Regions from separate parts of the Homo sapiens genome. Here region 1 is linked to region 2. A link is a loop called in an ENCODE intact Hi-C map of the cell type or tissue named here. Cell type or tissue: CD4-positive, alpha-beta T cell. All regions are shown on one strand. Links, peaks and the distances in the headings refer to the core of each region. The heading gives the core; the rest is flanking DNA. Region 1 overlaps LINC01258 (long intergenic non-protein coding RNA 1258). Region 2 holds the start of LINC01259 (long intergenic non-protein coding RNA 1259).

Evidence for each region. A loop is a pair of places that touch in the nucleus more often than their neighbours do. Peaks named below come from ENCODE experiments on the same cell type or tissue, not always from the same donor. Only the 100,000 strongest peaks of a DNase experiment are listed, where the experiment ranks them.
Region 1: it touches region 2 in a loop (3-fold over the local background); 5 of 110 quality-filtered maps call a loop at or near these places.

What each region holds. Positions count from the first base shown.
Region 1 is chr4:38,452,709-38,461,046 of GRCh38, forward strand. LINC01258 (long intergenic non-protein coding RNA 1258) reads right to left here. Exons shown (of 8, transcript NR_110951.1): 3 at 515-1,213; 4 at 1-106. Among named protein-coding and RNA genes, the nearest start is that of LINC01259, 53 kb to the right of the region's middle. In CD4-positive, alpha-beta T cell, for the core only: no CTCF peak of the experiment used is centred there; no DNase peak of the experiment used is centred there.
Region 2 is chr4:38,505,085-38,513,422 of GRCh38, forward strand. The region is part of intron 1 of LINC01258 (long intergenic non-protein coding RNA 1258); the gene reads right to left. It overlaps LINC01259 (long intergenic non-protein coding RNA 1259), which reads left to right and starts at 4,683. Exons shown (of 3, transcript NR_149076.1): 1 at 4,683-4,863. In CD4-positive, alpha-beta T cell, for the core only: no CTCF peak of the experiment used is centred there; a DNase peak (open chromatin) is centred at 4,627; H3K4me3 peaks cover 3,828 bases; H3K27ac peaks cover 3,254 bases.

The DNA.
Region 1 (8,338 bases), core at 311-8,310, 52 kb before region 2:
AGAAGAAGAAAGAATATGGGAGGTTTCTATGGGCCGGTCTGGGAGTGGCTGGCATCATTTTTGCTCACATTTCACTTCAAGGGAAGCTAGAAAATGCATTTTCATGCTGTGCCAAGAAGGAAAGAAAATGGTTCGGTGACCAGCTGGCAATCTCTGACACATAAAGGAGGGCCCAAAGTAAACTGGCTATGAGGTTAAAATTTGGGAGAGTATGCACACCAATTTCAGGAAATGTTGCTGGCTCAGATACTTCAGAATTCAAGGAAAGATTTAGGAAACACAATTTTCTAGGGGACTCATCAAATTCAGATTTGGGAGAAATGTTCAGGCCATTTTGTAAATTAGCTTTACCAGTGGTCAGTAGAAAGAACCTGGACCCTGCTACTAACTGGGTCTGTGATCCTGGAGCAGTTTTAACTGGTCTTAGATTAATATTTCCTTTCTATCAAATGGAAATTAAAATATATAATTATCAGCATTGTTCTAAGAATTTGAGGCAATTTATGTAACATACCTGTATGATACACAGTTGTTACAAATCCAGCCAAATGATTATCCAGGCTCTGTGAAAAATATCTCCATGAGCAGGGAACTCAGTGCCTCCAATGTCTATGCAGACCTGACAGCCAGAAATCTTTCTCTTCAGCAAAATCAGTTTTCCCGTTGAACCATACTTCTATCTACTGAAACTACACAGAACAAAGTGAATCATTCTTTCACAGGCCAGTTCCTCAGACATTTGAAAGTGGCACTCCTACTTACTCTAAATCTGCTCTTCCAGTTTCTTCAACTTTGAATTTCTCACCAATCATGTTGCTGTTATCTGAACACTTCTACTTTGTCTTTAGGCCCCTTGAAATGTGATTCACAGATGAGAATACTGCACCCCAAGTAAGACTGGACCAGCATAGAGTACGATAGTAGCATTCCTCCTTTTGTTTAAAAATGTATTTGTCAGGGTTAGGGTATCAGTTATGCTGCTGTAACAAAAAGACTTGAAAATGCAATTGTTCAAATAAGAGAGAAATCTCTTTTTCTCTCATGTAACAGTTCAACGATAGGCAGGTTGTCCAGGACAAATGTGTGGTTTATTCAAACACCAAAGTTTCTTTTACTTTCAAGCTTTTCTGTCCTGTAGGATATTGTTGTCTGTATGGTGACATCTGGTCTGCCAATGCAGACCTGCCAATGCACATCCAAGTTCCAGCCTACCCTATAGGGAGGAAGAAGGAGAGGAAGTGGAATGACATTCTTTTATGGCAGTGAACACAAGTTATGCCCATCACTCCTCAATTCTGCTCACCTTCCATTAGTGAGAGCTTAGTCACATGGTCATAGCCAGCTGCAAGGGAGACAAGGGGGTGTCAATTCTATTTCGGAGGCTAGGAGGACAGTGGAACAATGTATTTTGCTAAAACTGGCAGTGGGTTCCGTTACTAGGGACAAGTGGAAAATGGACACAGGACAATTGATTAAGCATCTCTGCCATGAGAAACTATGCAAAACAAAGGAAAGAAGTACCCCCAATTAAAAGGCATTAGGAATAACTAGCAAGAATAGGAAAAACTGCTAAGATGAAATGAGGGAAAAGAATAAGTAGGATATCTATAGCTCGGCTACATAGCAAGCTAGAAGGTAACATGACACATGATTAAACCAATTCAATTGCTATAGTTGTTGCCCAGAAAATACGTGACTAAACTTGGTGGATGCTTTAACAAGAAATTGGAGTTACAAGTTGTAATTGTTTAAAGTACTATGTATTACAATGATGAACAGTGGTTCATCATCATAGTGGAAATAGCCTTTCCTAGAAAAAAAAAAAAAAGTGAGAAACCTCTGTGAAATGAGAAGTATTACTCTCTTTCCTGTTCTGCGAGGAACAGTGGGATTGACTGAACTAAACAGGACTTTCCAAGCTCTAGGTTCAGTTATCCTATCCTCAGAGGAACAGGCAATTTAATCTGGAAGTTCTCAAAATGGCAATAAATGAAAAAGCAAATAAATCGGGGAAAACAAACATTTTCATCATGGAGTGGGGTAGAAATAATTACCGTGAAATACGCTAAATGCCTAGCTTGGTTTCTGATGGTTTCTTGGGGTTTTAAGATTTCATTTTCATGATCCATTGGCCACAAATCATTGAAAATACCAAGAAGTAAAATATGCCTTTGACTAAATGCATACATGCCCCTCAGCTTTTAGTAGGACTCAAATATTGACATTTGGAAGGAGGAATTTTTTTTCCCACATGCTAACAACAATCATCCCCAACATCACTGTTGAAAAACACAACCGTACGCCCTGCGGAATATTAGTCAATTAGGCAGCACTGTCATTTCATTAAAAAGAATACTATGCTCACTTATTTCATTGCTATTATAGAAGAGAAATCAATGCTAAAGTGACCGCATTTTACCTTCTCCATTGTGAAATGATAGTTGATGGTTAGTACACTCTCAAGAAGCGATGTCTGAGAATGTGGAGTGTGCTAGGCTGAAAGACAGAACTAAAATGGGTTCTACCCAGCAGCCTAACATGCTGCTAAAATTTCCCTGGGTCAACTTTCTGTTAGAATCACTTTCAGAAAAGAATAGAGGTTTTTCGAATGTGAAATCATACTGTGGAATGGGAAAGTCCCCATTCTTGAGCAAGAAGATCTCAAGAAAAAGATTTTGAAATTTTAAAATGAATGCAAAGGCAACCGCTCAAGGAGAGTTTAGTTTGCTTCTCTCGGCATCTGTTCTGTGGGATTCCTTTCTTTCTTCCCCAGAGGTAATTCTCAATAACCTCCTTCTAGAACGAGGCTTTGAAGTCCTCTGCACACCTGTGTAGATTATAAAGCAGAGAGGCTGGTCTTCCACACCCAAACTCTAAATTCACAATGCAACACAACAGTTAAAACATGCCCTCTAGCATCTTGTTTAAAAGTTAAACCCAAGCTTGATATAATCTGAAGTGGTTAACCCTTGCCCAGATTGAGCACATACTTCCCGTGCTGAAGAAGGAGAATAGACTCTCTTTATGTATAACTCTTTCTTCAGAAGTGTACACATGATCTGGGTAAATAGGCTGATGTCTCAGAACACTAGAGGGATTTTTTTGGCTGTCCTTGCTCTTTGCTCAGGGGCTAAAAGTGACAAAATCTGTACCTCTGATAGCTTCCTCCACCTCTTTGGCTTCTTAGATTTTGAATTAACATGTTATTGACACTACTAGGGAATGAATGAAGGGGTGACTTCTTTTTCTAACATTGCCTGAGTCATGGCCTTAATGCCATTCTCTTCCTTCAGCACTGGAGTCTGGCCGTGTTTCCTGACATGGGGATGGGACTGCAGGGTTACAGGGAGAGTGCAAGAGGCTGGCACTGGAGAAGTCAAGACAAAATGTGAGGGCCTGGACTGGGTTGGGGTCAGGAGTATGAGAAGCAGGTGGTCCAAGAGATGGCCATGCTGGCCAGGCACAGACACCAGAAGAATAGCAAAGAGAACTTGATTCTGAGCCACATGTTTGCCCATGGGCAGGAAGCTCCTGCTTGCTTCCAAGTGGGGTGGGACCAAACTATGAGCCCCGCCAGCCCAGGCTGTGCAGGTGCAGGCAGGGAAGTGGCTGCACCTGGCTCAGGTGGGTGTGTAGGTGGAAACTACAGGCAGGCACCTGGTTTCTGGCTACAGATTTGGGTTCTGATCCAATGCCACTCCCTGACCTCATGAAAGATGAACTCCCTGGCTCCCTCCTTGGAGTCCAAGGATCCTTCTTCCCAGCCCACTTTTCAGTCTGACCTTGACCTTGTGGCTTCAGCTTGGCCATGGTTCCTAGACTGGTTCTAACTTCACCCTGTGTCTAAGATCAACCTTCCTGGTCCTGATAGGGCTGGTAAGGACCCTATCCCCTTCTTGGCTACAGAAGAAGTAGAGTTCTTTCCTCTTTGGGACCCAGTCCTGCTATTTTCAACCTCTAGTTAAAATGAATCTCTAGGCAACCAACATTACGTTGTTACTAAGAATTTTATTTTATTTTTTAAAAATCTTTCTTACAGTCCATTTTTTCAATCCCTGGTTCTGGCCTTGACGCATAGGAAGAAATCATGATATGCAGGAGATTTGGCCAGGATCCTCAATCTTGGAATCTCCAATTAACTCAGACCACAAAAGATCCCCAGGGGACGCCTTTCTCTTTGTCCCTTGTACTTCTCTGGCCTCCTCCCTGTGAGTTGGATTGGACACAGATGAGCCTGCTGACCCTCACATGGAGGCAGCCTAAGAGGCTTCTCTAAGTTTCCTTCTTTCTGATCCACAGGTTGAAGGAGCAAATCCCTTCCCCTACACCAGGCTGCCCACCAAGTGGGAGGTTGCTGCCAGCCTGTCTCACTGCACCTGCCCCAAGACATGGACTCAAACAAGAACTAGTGAAGAGACAACCAAATTATGTCACATACTATTTTTGCTTATAAATTCTATTCCCTCTTACCATTATATGTTTTTTCCCTAAATACTAAAACCTTAGAGAATCCATTCTTTCTCATGCTCATTTCAGAGCTTCCCAACTTTGTGAGCACAATTTCTCTTCCCAGACAAAAAAGTGCATATACACAAACAACTTGCAAACAGTTTCAGGATGCTCATGGAGCCCTGAAGCCCCTCCATGAACTCCACCCTGCCCCTGAGGTTAGTATGTGCCTTCTGACTTTGAGGAATTGACTTTCAGACACTTTCACCAGGCCTTTTTGGATCATCTATTTTGATTCAAAACAATTGTCCAACACATTCTCTTGGCTGTGTGCAGCTCCTCTTTCCGTTCTCTCTCCATCCAGTCACACCTACATTATCATCATCGAGATTATCCTCATTCTTCACATCATACCTCCTCGGCTCCATCTTCTACCCTAGACTTTTCCTAGGAGACACATTAGTAAGGGAAATCCCAGTTTTATTGTGTGAAAATATCTTACAAGTACTAATACTATATATATAGTATTAGTTCATTCTCAAACTGCTATCAAGATACTGCCCAAGACTGGGTAATTTATAAAGGAAAGAGTTTTAATTGACTCACAGTTCCACATGGCTGGGGAGGCCTCAGGAAACTTAAATTATGGCAGAAGGCAAAGGGGAAACAAGGACCTTCTTCACTTGGTGGCAAGAGAGAAAAGTGCAAGCAGAGGATACGCCAGATGCTTATAAAACCATCAGATCTTGTGAGAACTCACTCACTATCACGAGAACAGCATGGGGGAACCACCCCCATGATCTAATCACCTCCCTCCCTCAACATGTGGAGATTACTGGTCCCTCCTTCAACGTGTGGGGATTACAATTCAAGATGAAATTTGGGTGGGGACAGAGAACCAAACCATATCATACATATATGATCAAATATCCCTGGAGGACCCCTACCACAGTCTTGGAAAGACCTACATAAGTGAGGGGCCCAAAGCTCCAGCTTCATTCACTCCACGACAAGCCCATCTCTGTATGTGAGCCTGGAAGAGGTAATCCCAACTGGCCCACCAGAAGGATTTCCTGCTCAGAGATTCACCATCTATTTAGATATATTTTTGCACACAGCTCAGAGCTCCTGTAGCTTCTTTTTCTCAGAAAACCTGCACCTTACCGGTGAGTACAACAGCAAAAGCTTATTATGATTAATTAGATTTTTAATTAATGCCTCACCACATAATTAAGAAGAAGCCCTTGGAGTAAAACCCTAACTCAATATTCTTCCTTTCATTAATTCTCTCTGCCTAATAGCAGAGGAAAAGATGAAACAAGGAGTGTGGTATGTGTTAGTTTTTATTCTCCCAAGAGGTTATAAAGAAAATGTCAGAATGGCAGAATTGGCTACAGTGTCTCCCTATAAAAAGTTCTCTTTTTGGTTCCCTTTCTCTGGGATTCTTTCTCATTTTTATTATTCAATTCATTTTAATCCAGCAACATTTACTGAGCAGCTACTATATGCTGGGCACTGTTATAGGCACTCTGGAGACTCAAAGAGGGTAACTACCTATTTCTGCCCTCCAGGGAATCCAAATCTTAGAGGGGCAGCAAGGTGCAAAGATAATTGGTACAAAAAGAGATAATGGAGGATAATAAAGAAATGACCATCAGTACAGCTTGAAATGGACTCTGGTGACAGTTCCCCAGTAAGGATCCCAAATCTGATTTGAATACTCACATGTCATCAGGGACCAGGCATGGTGGTAGAGATGTTACATTATCTTTAATTCTCACAATTTAGGGTAGAGGTCAATGAAGAGATGAGGACCTTGTCCATGATGCCTCCATCTAGCTAAATCCCCTCACAACATCCTTTTATAGCACCCATTATTTGCCTGTCATTATACGCATCCTCTGCATAATTGTCCAATGCCCTCCCCAAGGTAGGCTCCATCAGAAAAGGGATTGTGTGTCTGCCTTGTTCACCACTGTATCACAGCACTTAGCACAGACTAGTATGAAGCAGAAATTCACTAACTATTTGGTGAATGTATGGAGGGAGGAGAGAGGGAGAAAGGGAGGGAGCAAAAAGGAGAAGGAAGGAAGCGAGGGAAGGAGGGAGGGATTATAAACACATCAAAGCCATGATTCTACCCTAGGTCTGACTCCCTTAAAAGTCCATAAGCTTTCTCCTCTACCACACTAACTTTCAGGATATTAGAGTGTGTGCACAAGCCTCAAGATGACTTCTGGGAAGGAAAATGCTCACCCATGTGTGATCTGTTTGGGAATGTTGAAAACCATTCTTCTTCCATGATTGTTGCCCCTTGTATGTGCCAGTGGGAGCAAGCTGTCCAGGCCAGACAGAGCAGCACTCATAGCCTCTAGGGTTCCCACACTATCCATCCAGCCACTCCGATCTCCCAGTGCTAGGGATGATTCAGTGCCCGTCTTCCCCTGCACGTGGCCTCCAGAGAGACACTGAGGCCCTGTATACCCAGCTGAATGTGGAAAAAATCCTTGTCCTTTTTGTCTGCCCAAATCAAGATTGGCAATCCTCTGAAGAAACTTTTACTAATCAAACTAAGAAACAAAAAAACAGTTTCCCAGGAGACTAAATGTTGATGAGCTCACTGAGAATATATGTTGCTAAGCCATACTTACCTGAACTGAGATTAATAGCACAGCTTACAAGGTAAACTCCCAAATTTTCTCCCTTTACCCTGCCTATCTGGGATGGATGCTAAGGTAAAATATTCAGTTTTTTTTCCTCCAAAGTAGATGTGGCTTGATACATCTTTCCTATCCGGTGAGAGACCAAGTCTCTCTCAGAACCACTCCCTGGTCCCCCTGCTTACCCTAAACTCTCTTCTCTGGCCCTGAGCTAAGTCCCCTCATTTGCAACCAGGGCCAGCTTCATGGGCATTTGACCAGTGCAGTTGCAGAGAGCCCCATGCTCAGAAGGGCCTGGAGCTTGGGGTTTAATGCTCTACAGTCACTATATTAAAATTCTTAAAAATGTTATCTTTGAATTTGTATTATGAAACTTAAGTTTAATGGGACAATGAAGAATACAAGAAAGAGGGTGGCTCAGAGGATTTGTTCACAAACCATCCAGCTTCCCAATGCCCCACCGCCTCCCAGAGATGGGTGCCCAGCCACCTACTTCTTCCTCTGGTACCCTGGGTCCCACCTAGACCAGAAGAGCAACAGCTGAATCTGGCCTCCTTATGGCTGCACCCACTCAGCGACCACTGTTGTCTTCTGGCCCAGCAGGAGTCTGGGCATTGATGTGGGAATGGCTGGGGGTCTGCATATGTGCCCTGCGAAGTCTTGGGGCTGAGCATTGCAGCAGCCATCCCTGCCCCAGGTTGGCAGCATTACAATACATGCGTTGGGCAGGTGATTCTGCAGGATGAGCCTCTCACCTAGCCCTGATCCACATTCCTACCATACATCTCATGTGGAGGTTGCAATACCCTTGGGGATCAGCCTATCCACCATAGGTGGAGGTGGCAGATCTGTGGGAAGGGGAGATGTCTGCCTCGACCTGCCTGTTCCTGGCCAGGGATGATGTGTTAGTGTCGTGGTGGCTGGGAGGGAGAACCTGGGAACAGGTGGGCCAAGTGTTCCGAGTCAGGGGACAGGTAACTGACAGTCAGTAACTGCCCTAATAAAAGTGTCCCTGTGCACAACACAATATTAAATGACAAAAAACAGAAACAAAAACATTACGACAGGTTGACAGAGCGACCTTGGAAGAAAAATGTCTTATATTTTAATACCTTTAACACATCTTTCATCCTGCTCTTTGAACAAGAGCATTTTTAGTTTGCACTGGATCCTACAAATTATGTAGCCGGTCCTGCCTGTAACACCCTTCCTGTCATGATACTTATCCT
Region 2 (8,338 bases), core at 80-8,079:
TTATTGCTCAAAGTAAAAAATGTGACCGTATCACTGCAGTATAATACCCAGGTTCCATATGTTTCCATCCAAGGCCTTCGTAACCCACCTTTTACCTTTGTAGCCTTTGCCCCCATCACACGCACCTACACTGGGATTATAGAAAACCATTTAACCCAAATCCCTTTGCTTTCATTTGCTTATGTGATTTCTTTCAGCAAGAATTTCCTTCAAACACTACAGCCAATCTTCCACTAGTCAAAATCCAACTGATTCTTCAGGACCAAGTCAAAATGTCATTTCCTTAATAAATCTGTCAGAGCCCCTTTTTTCCCCTCTCTCCCCATCATTTACTGATGAATCTGTTTTTAATCCAATAATATTGGATGATGTCCCCCTCCAAAGGACATTCAGCAATGTCTAGGGACCTGTCTGGCTATTACAACTGGGGGTGGGAGCTACTGGCAGCTAGTGAGTGGAGTTCCAGATGCTGCTAAACATCCTACAATGCACAGAACAGCACCCCTTGACCCCCCAACAAAGAACCATCATCCCAAAATGTCAACAGTACCACAGTTGAGAAACTCTGGGTTAAACAAATGCGCTTACTACTGCTCCACCTCCAAGGCCCACTAAACTGAAAGGTATTAAAAAGGATCAAAATTTGAAAAAGACCAAAGTATAGGAGAAGAGACACCAGTGAGCCAGAGATGCACAAATTTTTGCATATGGAAAGTGATGGTGAAATTGATAACTGACTTAGAGTGAAGAAACCATTTAACCTAAATCACTTTGATTCCTATCTGCTCATGCTGTTTCTTTGACCTAGAATTTCCCTCTACATTCTAATATTCCAGCCAATCTTTCAATAATCAAAATCCAAGGGTTTCTTCAAGACCAGTCAAAATGTCAATTCCCTTGTAAATCTTTCAAAGCCCCCTTTTCTCCCTTCTTTCTATCATCCACTGATAAATTTATTTTTCTAGACATCCAATAAAAAATGACGAAGAAAATGAAAGTGAAAAGTTAAAGAAAGTGGGATCTTAGGGCAAGGAGAAAGTGTCAAAAAAGCAAGCCAACTCAGATGGCAGCACCCTGGAAAGGCTCTGAAACTGGAAGCCCCCCTTGGCAATTATGTAGTGAGGGTAGGACTGAATATTAGGATTGGTTCAAATTGTAATGAACAGTAGTCAGATCCTCAGATGCCTACCTTCACCCTAAAGAGTCAGGAAGCTCCCCCACTAGGCTTATTCTCCAGAGTAGCCAAACCAGAGGGTTCTGTGGAGGACAGAAGGGAAGCAGGAGCATCTTGTTGAAGTCAAAAGGGTACCAAGTGCATTCTGAACAATGAGACCCACAACTGCCTTCCCCCACTTTATAGAACTTACCATTTAAAAAAATAAATGTAGAAATACTGGCACTCAGGGTCCCATCTAGCCACCTTTTGGTCCATCCCACAAATCAATAAATCCTGTGCAGATAGATACACAGAGCTTGTTTAGCTTTTTAGTGCCTCACTTTTAACTCTAAAAGGACAACCAAGGATCATCAGACATTTGAGAAGCAAACATGAAAGATAGAGCCCAAAAACCGAGGAAACAAAGAAATGGAAAAGGAACTCAGAAGAAATAGACAATGTAGGTAGAAGGGACAAAAGAAAACTTGAGAATGATTCCAAGTTATATTCTCAAAGAGAATTTGTTTCCATTAAGCAAAAAAAGGTTTATGTTTTTAAAGGAAGGAAAAAAAATGGAGAACAGCCAAAAAGAACTCTTAGAAATTATATACATATATATGAACATTTAAAATGTAAGTGATTGGAAAATAACGTTGAAAAAATCTTCCAAGAAAGTAGAATAAAAAGATATAGACGGAAGAGAGAAAAGCTAAGAGACCCAGAGGATCAAGAAAGGAGGTTCAACACCCAAGTAATATGAGTTCTAGCAAAAAAAGAACAGCAAAAAGGGAGGGAAGAAAATTATTAAGGCAATACTGCAAGAATATTTTGCAGAACTGATATATTTAAAGAGGCTACTCAGTGCCTAACACAATAAATAACAACAACAACAAAAAACCCCTACCAACATACATATCATTGTGAAATTTCAGAGTTCTGTGGGTAGAAAAAAAGATGTTAGAAATTATCAGAAAGGAAAACTTGGTCACATATAAAAGATAAAACATTACTTTAGGGAGTTTCAATTCCTGTTAGAATGTAGTAAGTGGCAAGACATGGTTACTCTTATACTAACAATGAGAAAAAGCCAGGAAAACTACAAGACGATCATTTACTAGACCCACTCTAGAGCTGAGAATGCAAAGAAACCTAACTGAACTAAATTCCAGAAAGCACTAAGTTTTTCATAATTTGCTTACATCCCAGGAGATCTGTCTTAGTCTGTTTGGGCTGCCGTGACAAAATATCTTAGACTGGGTGATTTGTGAACAACAGAATTTTTTTGTTTACAGTTCTGAAGGCTGGAAAGTCCAAGATCAAGACACCAGCAGATATGGTGTCTGGTGAGGGCACCATCTGTTCCTTACATGATGGAAAGGCAAGAAGAGGCTAACATGCTCCTTCCAGTCTCTTTTATAAGGGTGCTAATGCCATTAGTAGAGCTCTGCATTCATTACTTAATCACCTCCCAAAAACCTACCTCTTAATACGTTGCCTTGGGAGTTAGGATTCAATATATGAATTCTGAGGGGTTATGGGCATTCAGACCATCGTGGGATTGGTGGGAGGAGGAAGAATGTGCCATAGGTAGGAATGAGAAGAAGTTAGCTGAATTGTCAACAAAACTTGAACAGCTGCATATGGACTATCAAGACAGCAGCAACCCCAGGATCTCAGCCTTACAGCAGAGCTGCACCTACCTGCCAGCTCCTTCCACATCAAGTGCATGGGGTTAGCACGTCGATGTCTGGGGACAGAGCAGGAGAGCTGAGAGAGATTGTTCCTGTGGAGAAGCAGGGCAGGTGAACTGAGATAGAACTCTCCAAAGCCCTCTGAGCCTTCACCAATCTTTAAGCCTTCACCATCCTGTCTGCAGCAGGCTGAGACGGGACCAAAGAAATCTTTTCAGGGCACTGCTATACTCTCCCAAGTGCACCACAGCAACCCTCAGGGGCTGGGACAAGATGAAAGGTCTGAGAGAGAGAGGTGTTTGAAGGCATGAACATCCAGGGGTAAGACTGACCAGCAAAGAGAATTCCCCAGCAGCCCCAAAAGCTGGCAGTCAGGTTATAAAGCAGAAAGAGATCACTTGCAGTTTAGAAAGCTGACCAGTTAACTACAGAGCATAAAGGGATCCCTGGAGTCTCATTGGCACTTAGAGATCTGCTGAAGGGGAAGTCCTCATATTGTCTTAATGATATCGGAGGCCAGTGGTGACTTATATCTAACTGAAGTTACAAACGAACCCAGACCTAGAACAACTACACATGAGATTGACCTCACCCCAAAACACACACACACACACACACACACACACACACACACACGATCAGCATGACAGAAGGTGGTGCCCCTCATAGGAGAGGTGCTAAATGGAAGTACATGATGGTAAAATCCGTGCATTGTTTGAGAAGTAACAGAATATTTGAATGTAGACCATAACAACTTAAAGATGGATGTCTAAATCCTAGAGCAACCACCAAAAAATAGCACAAAGATATGAGTAAAACAAAAATATAATAAAGGAAAGGAAACGATCAGTTAAAAAATAGTTGGTTCACTCAAAAGAAGGCAGGAAATAAAGACAACAAAGAACAAAGGAGACAAATATTAGGATGACAGACTGAAACCCAAACTATCAATAATTAGGTTAAATGTAAATAGATTAAACAATTCAAGTAAAAGGCAGAAATAGTCAATCTGGATAACACAGCAGAGCCCACCTGTATACTGTTTACAAGATAAATATTTTAAGTATAAAGACTCAGACTTGTGACATATAAAGTAAAAGAGCACATGCAAAAGATAGTTATAAGAAAGCTGGCTTGCTATATTCATATCAAGGTAGACTCCAAGGCAAAGAGTAATACCAGAGATGAAGAGAGACATTTCATAATAATCAAATAATTCATTAACCAAGAAGGTCTAACATCTTGAACATGTATGCAACCTAATCACAAAGCATCAAAATACATGGAGAAAACATTGATGAGTCCCAATCATCCGTAAAGGCAGAAATTGATTAATCACAGTCATAGTTGGAGATTTAACACTTCTAGATAAAACTGGTAGACAATGAAAAATCAGAAAGGCTATAGAAGATTTGAACAGCACTACCAACCAATTTGACCTTATTAACATGCGTGAAATACTAACTACATTAAACATCTGCAGACCACACACATTCTAAGAAAGGGTTCAGAGAGGAGAAGGAACGCTGGAGGAAGGAAGACCAAGCAGGTGATGGCTGAAGAAGAAATTTAACTGGTAGGAAGTGTGGAAAACCAAAGTGTTGAATAGAGAGTGCGATGTAAGCCCTTTTCTCCTTCTCCTCGTTAAATGTCTACATTACTCGATGCACTCTACGAGGTGGACTTTGTTTTGGAGATATGAAAAGGTAGACTCCTATTTTGTGGTTGTTGTGGGGTGAAACTAGAGGCTTCCTGTGAGAAGTCAACCATATCGGGCTATGGTTCTGAGTCCCACCCAGGATGTTTAAGGCAGAGGAGCCACTTTCAGCTCAGACACAAGACAGGTGAATGCCTTCATCATGACTGCCAGAGAGGGAGGAGGCCAACCTGGCACCACCATGGAGGTCCTCAAATCTACCACCCTGGCAGAGGCGAGCTGTGAGATGGCCCTGGCTTTTGTGGGACCACCTTCTGAAGGTCATCTGGAACTGGATGAGAAGTGCTCAAGGATATAAGGTTAGGAGCAGTTTCTCCAAGAAACTCCCTCATAAAACCACAGGAAGATGGTGTTTGAGCTAGTTTTGATGGAGACACTTAAGCTCTTGAGAAACTGGATTATTTCCTGGAAGGGGAAACAGGACCACTGCAGAGAGGCCTGAGTGAATTTCACTCCCTGGCTCCAGCCTCATCTGCTGCTGCAGGTTGACCTGGAGCCTGGAGTCCTTCTGTGGGGCTTACAGTGCAGCCAGCACTGCCCGAAGCTGTAGACACTTAGGGAAGGGGTGAGTACTACCAAGGTGAGGACTACTTAGGCAGCCTTGTGTTGTGAGTAGACTAAGCAGCAGAAATGCTACAGAGTGGGCCAGGCCCAGGGGTGAAGAAGCAACAAATCAGTGGAATGTTTGCAATGTTTTGGTCTTAGGAATTATACCAGGCCTCAAAGTCACAAAGCCTCTCTGTGGTCGAACGCCAGCCAGCCCTCACACAGGCATATGGTGGTGTGGGGAGATGCTGGGATCCATGTGGCAAGCTCCTGACCACACATCAACAGAGGGGTCAAAGACCCTCTGTGTCAGACTTGAGGAACTTGTAGAGAGTCATAAGCTGGGTAAATACAATTTTGAAAATCAGGCCTAGGGGAGTGTTTATAGCAAAATAGCAAGAAGAAAAATTTAGGCTTCACCAGCAACCGGGAAGGCTCCTAGATTCTCCTTGACTGTGGAGGAAAAGGTTGAAAGGAAGACCAAGGTAAGGAGACTCAAAGGGAACGGAAATCTTAAAGGGTTATTGGTTAAGTTGCTCACTGTCTGGTACATGATGGAGCCACCCTGTGCCATCTGCCTCTTACAAGCCTCAGGAAAGTCTAGAAGGTTCCTTTGGCTGGAGGAGAAAATGGGAGGCTGAGCCCTGTGGGCTTCAAGGCTGCCACAGTGGAGCTACACATGGATTACACAAATCACAGGGATCCACTTTGTGGAAGGAAATCCACTTTCTCCATTTTTTAACATTGACAGAATCCTAAAAATTAAATAGATCAATCTATGAAGTATGCAGCTCATTTGGAGCTCATGACAGACAAATGAAAATGCAAGGGCAAAGAAAATACACCAAATGCTGTCAGAAGCTGAGCCAACCATATTCTCTTGTCCTGTGTGTTCGTTTGCTAAGGTTGCCTCGTAACTAAGTACCACAGACTGGGTGGCTCAAACCATAGAAATTTATTCTTCTCACAATTCTGGAGGCTGGAAGTCCAAGATTAAGATGTCAAGAGGGCTGATTTCTTCTGACACCCCTCTCTTTGGCTTGCAGATAGCTGTCTTCTCCCTGTGTCCTCACATGGTCTTCCTTCTGTGTGGAAGGAAGACATGTCTGTGTCTGTGCCCAAATTTCCTCTTCTTATAAGGACACTACCCTAATGATCTCATTTTCATTTAATTACTTCTTTTCTTTTCTTTTTAGATGGAGTCTAGTTCTGTCGCCAGGCTGGAGTGCAGTAGCGCGATCTCAGCTCACTGCAACCTCCACCTCCTGGGTTCAAGTGATTCTCCTGCCTCAGCCTCCCAAATAGCTGGGATTACAGGCACGTGCCACCACACCCAGCTAATTTTTGTATTTTTAGTAGAGATGAGATTTCACCACGTTGGCCGGGATGGTCTCGATCTCCTGATCGTGTGATCTGCTCACCTCAGCCTCCCGAAGTGCTGGGATTACAGGCATGAACCACCGTGCCCGGCTACTCAATTACTTCTTTAAAGGTTCCATCTCCAAATTCCAAGGTACTGGGAGCTAGGGCTTCAGCATTTGAATTTTGGGGAGACACGGTTCAACCCATAACATCCTCCACGCACAGCATCTTCTTTCTGCTAAGTTCCTGGAAAACACCGTTGTCGTTCTCTAGATCATAAACCCTGCATCTGTTTATGCAGATATCTGAGATTTTTCCAGATATTTTCTCCCTTGTATCCTCTGTTTCTATGAAGGTAAAAAACATGTTCTTCTAAATCTTATCTGACCTCTCCAGACTGTCTTTTCAGAGACAGACTTCCTGAGAAATGCATGGCTCCCCTACATGCTACAGGTTGTTTTACTGTGATTTCATTTAGTCCTCTAGAAAAAGCCAAGAAACCTGAAACCTATATCGGCAAAAAAAAAAAAAGGACTGTCTTTTACATCTTTCAGACATTCTAACCTGTCATGACCCTCTTTCAGCCCCCGCCCCACCTCCAATCCAACCCATCCAGTAAGACTTTGGGAACTTATCTGAGAACACCCTGGAAGGGTTAGAACACACAACTGTGTAGCACCATGTACAGCACATGGCATAAAGAAGGATGAAGATGGCAAGGCTTGGTGGCTCATGCCTGTAATCCCAGCACTTTGGGAGGCAGAGGTGGGTGGATCACCTGAGGTCGGGAGTTCAAGACCAGCCTGACCAACATGGAGAAACCCCGTCTCTACTAAAAATACAAAATTAGCCGGGCGTGGTGGCCTATGCCTGTAATCCCAGCTACTTGGGAGGCTGAGGCAGGGGAATCACTTGAACCTGGGAGGCGGAGGTCACAGTGAGCTGAGATTGCACCATTGCACTCCAGCCTGGGTAACAAGAGTGAAACTCTGTCTCAAAAAAAAAAAAAAAAAAAAAAAAAAAGAAGGATGAAGATGACAGAGCAATTCACAGGGCTGAGAAGAAGAGTAGCCCCAGGAAATAGTAAGTTGATGTGAGAGCCCAGAATAGAGAAGACAGCCAGAGCAGCCCCTATGGAGCAAAGGTTGTAGGAAAGCCTTCTAGAAACATCACCTGAGTTGTGAGGATCTTGCTTCTTTTCAGCCATATCTCCACCAACCTCCTTACAAAAAAAACCTACACTCTAACCAATAGTAGTTATCATTCCCCAAACTCACTGTGCTTTCCTCTTTGCCTCAGCTGAAATCCTCACCTCTGTGTGGAATATTTTTTCTGCCCCAACCTCAACCTATTGAAATTCTATCCTTTCATGAAGATCAAGTTCTATTGTTGCACGAAGCCTTTAGTCATCATCACAGTTGGGAAGTCTTCCCCCAGTCAGAGCTCTCAGTGTATTTCACTGATGCCTCTTTCCCTGAAAGATTTGCATAGAAATGGAAGAGACCACCTGCTAAAGGGGAACTACAATGCGTTTTGGTGCGATGACAATGATGAGGAGTATTTGCTGAGCATTTACTACACATCAAGCACTTACTCAATGCATTTCTCATTTATCCTTCATAACCCTCGAAAGTGGCTATTATTATTTGTCCCATTTTACAGAGGAGGAAATAGCAGCTCATGGACACTTGTCACATAACAAGACAGTGGAAGAGTCAGGATTCAAACACAGATTTGCATGACTCCAGAGCCCATGTTCTCAGCCACTACAGACTTGGGTCCTAAGATCAATTATAGCAGTTACTTGCTTTGCAACTTTATATAACTCCATCTCTCTGAATCTCACTTTCGTCATCTGTAAAATGG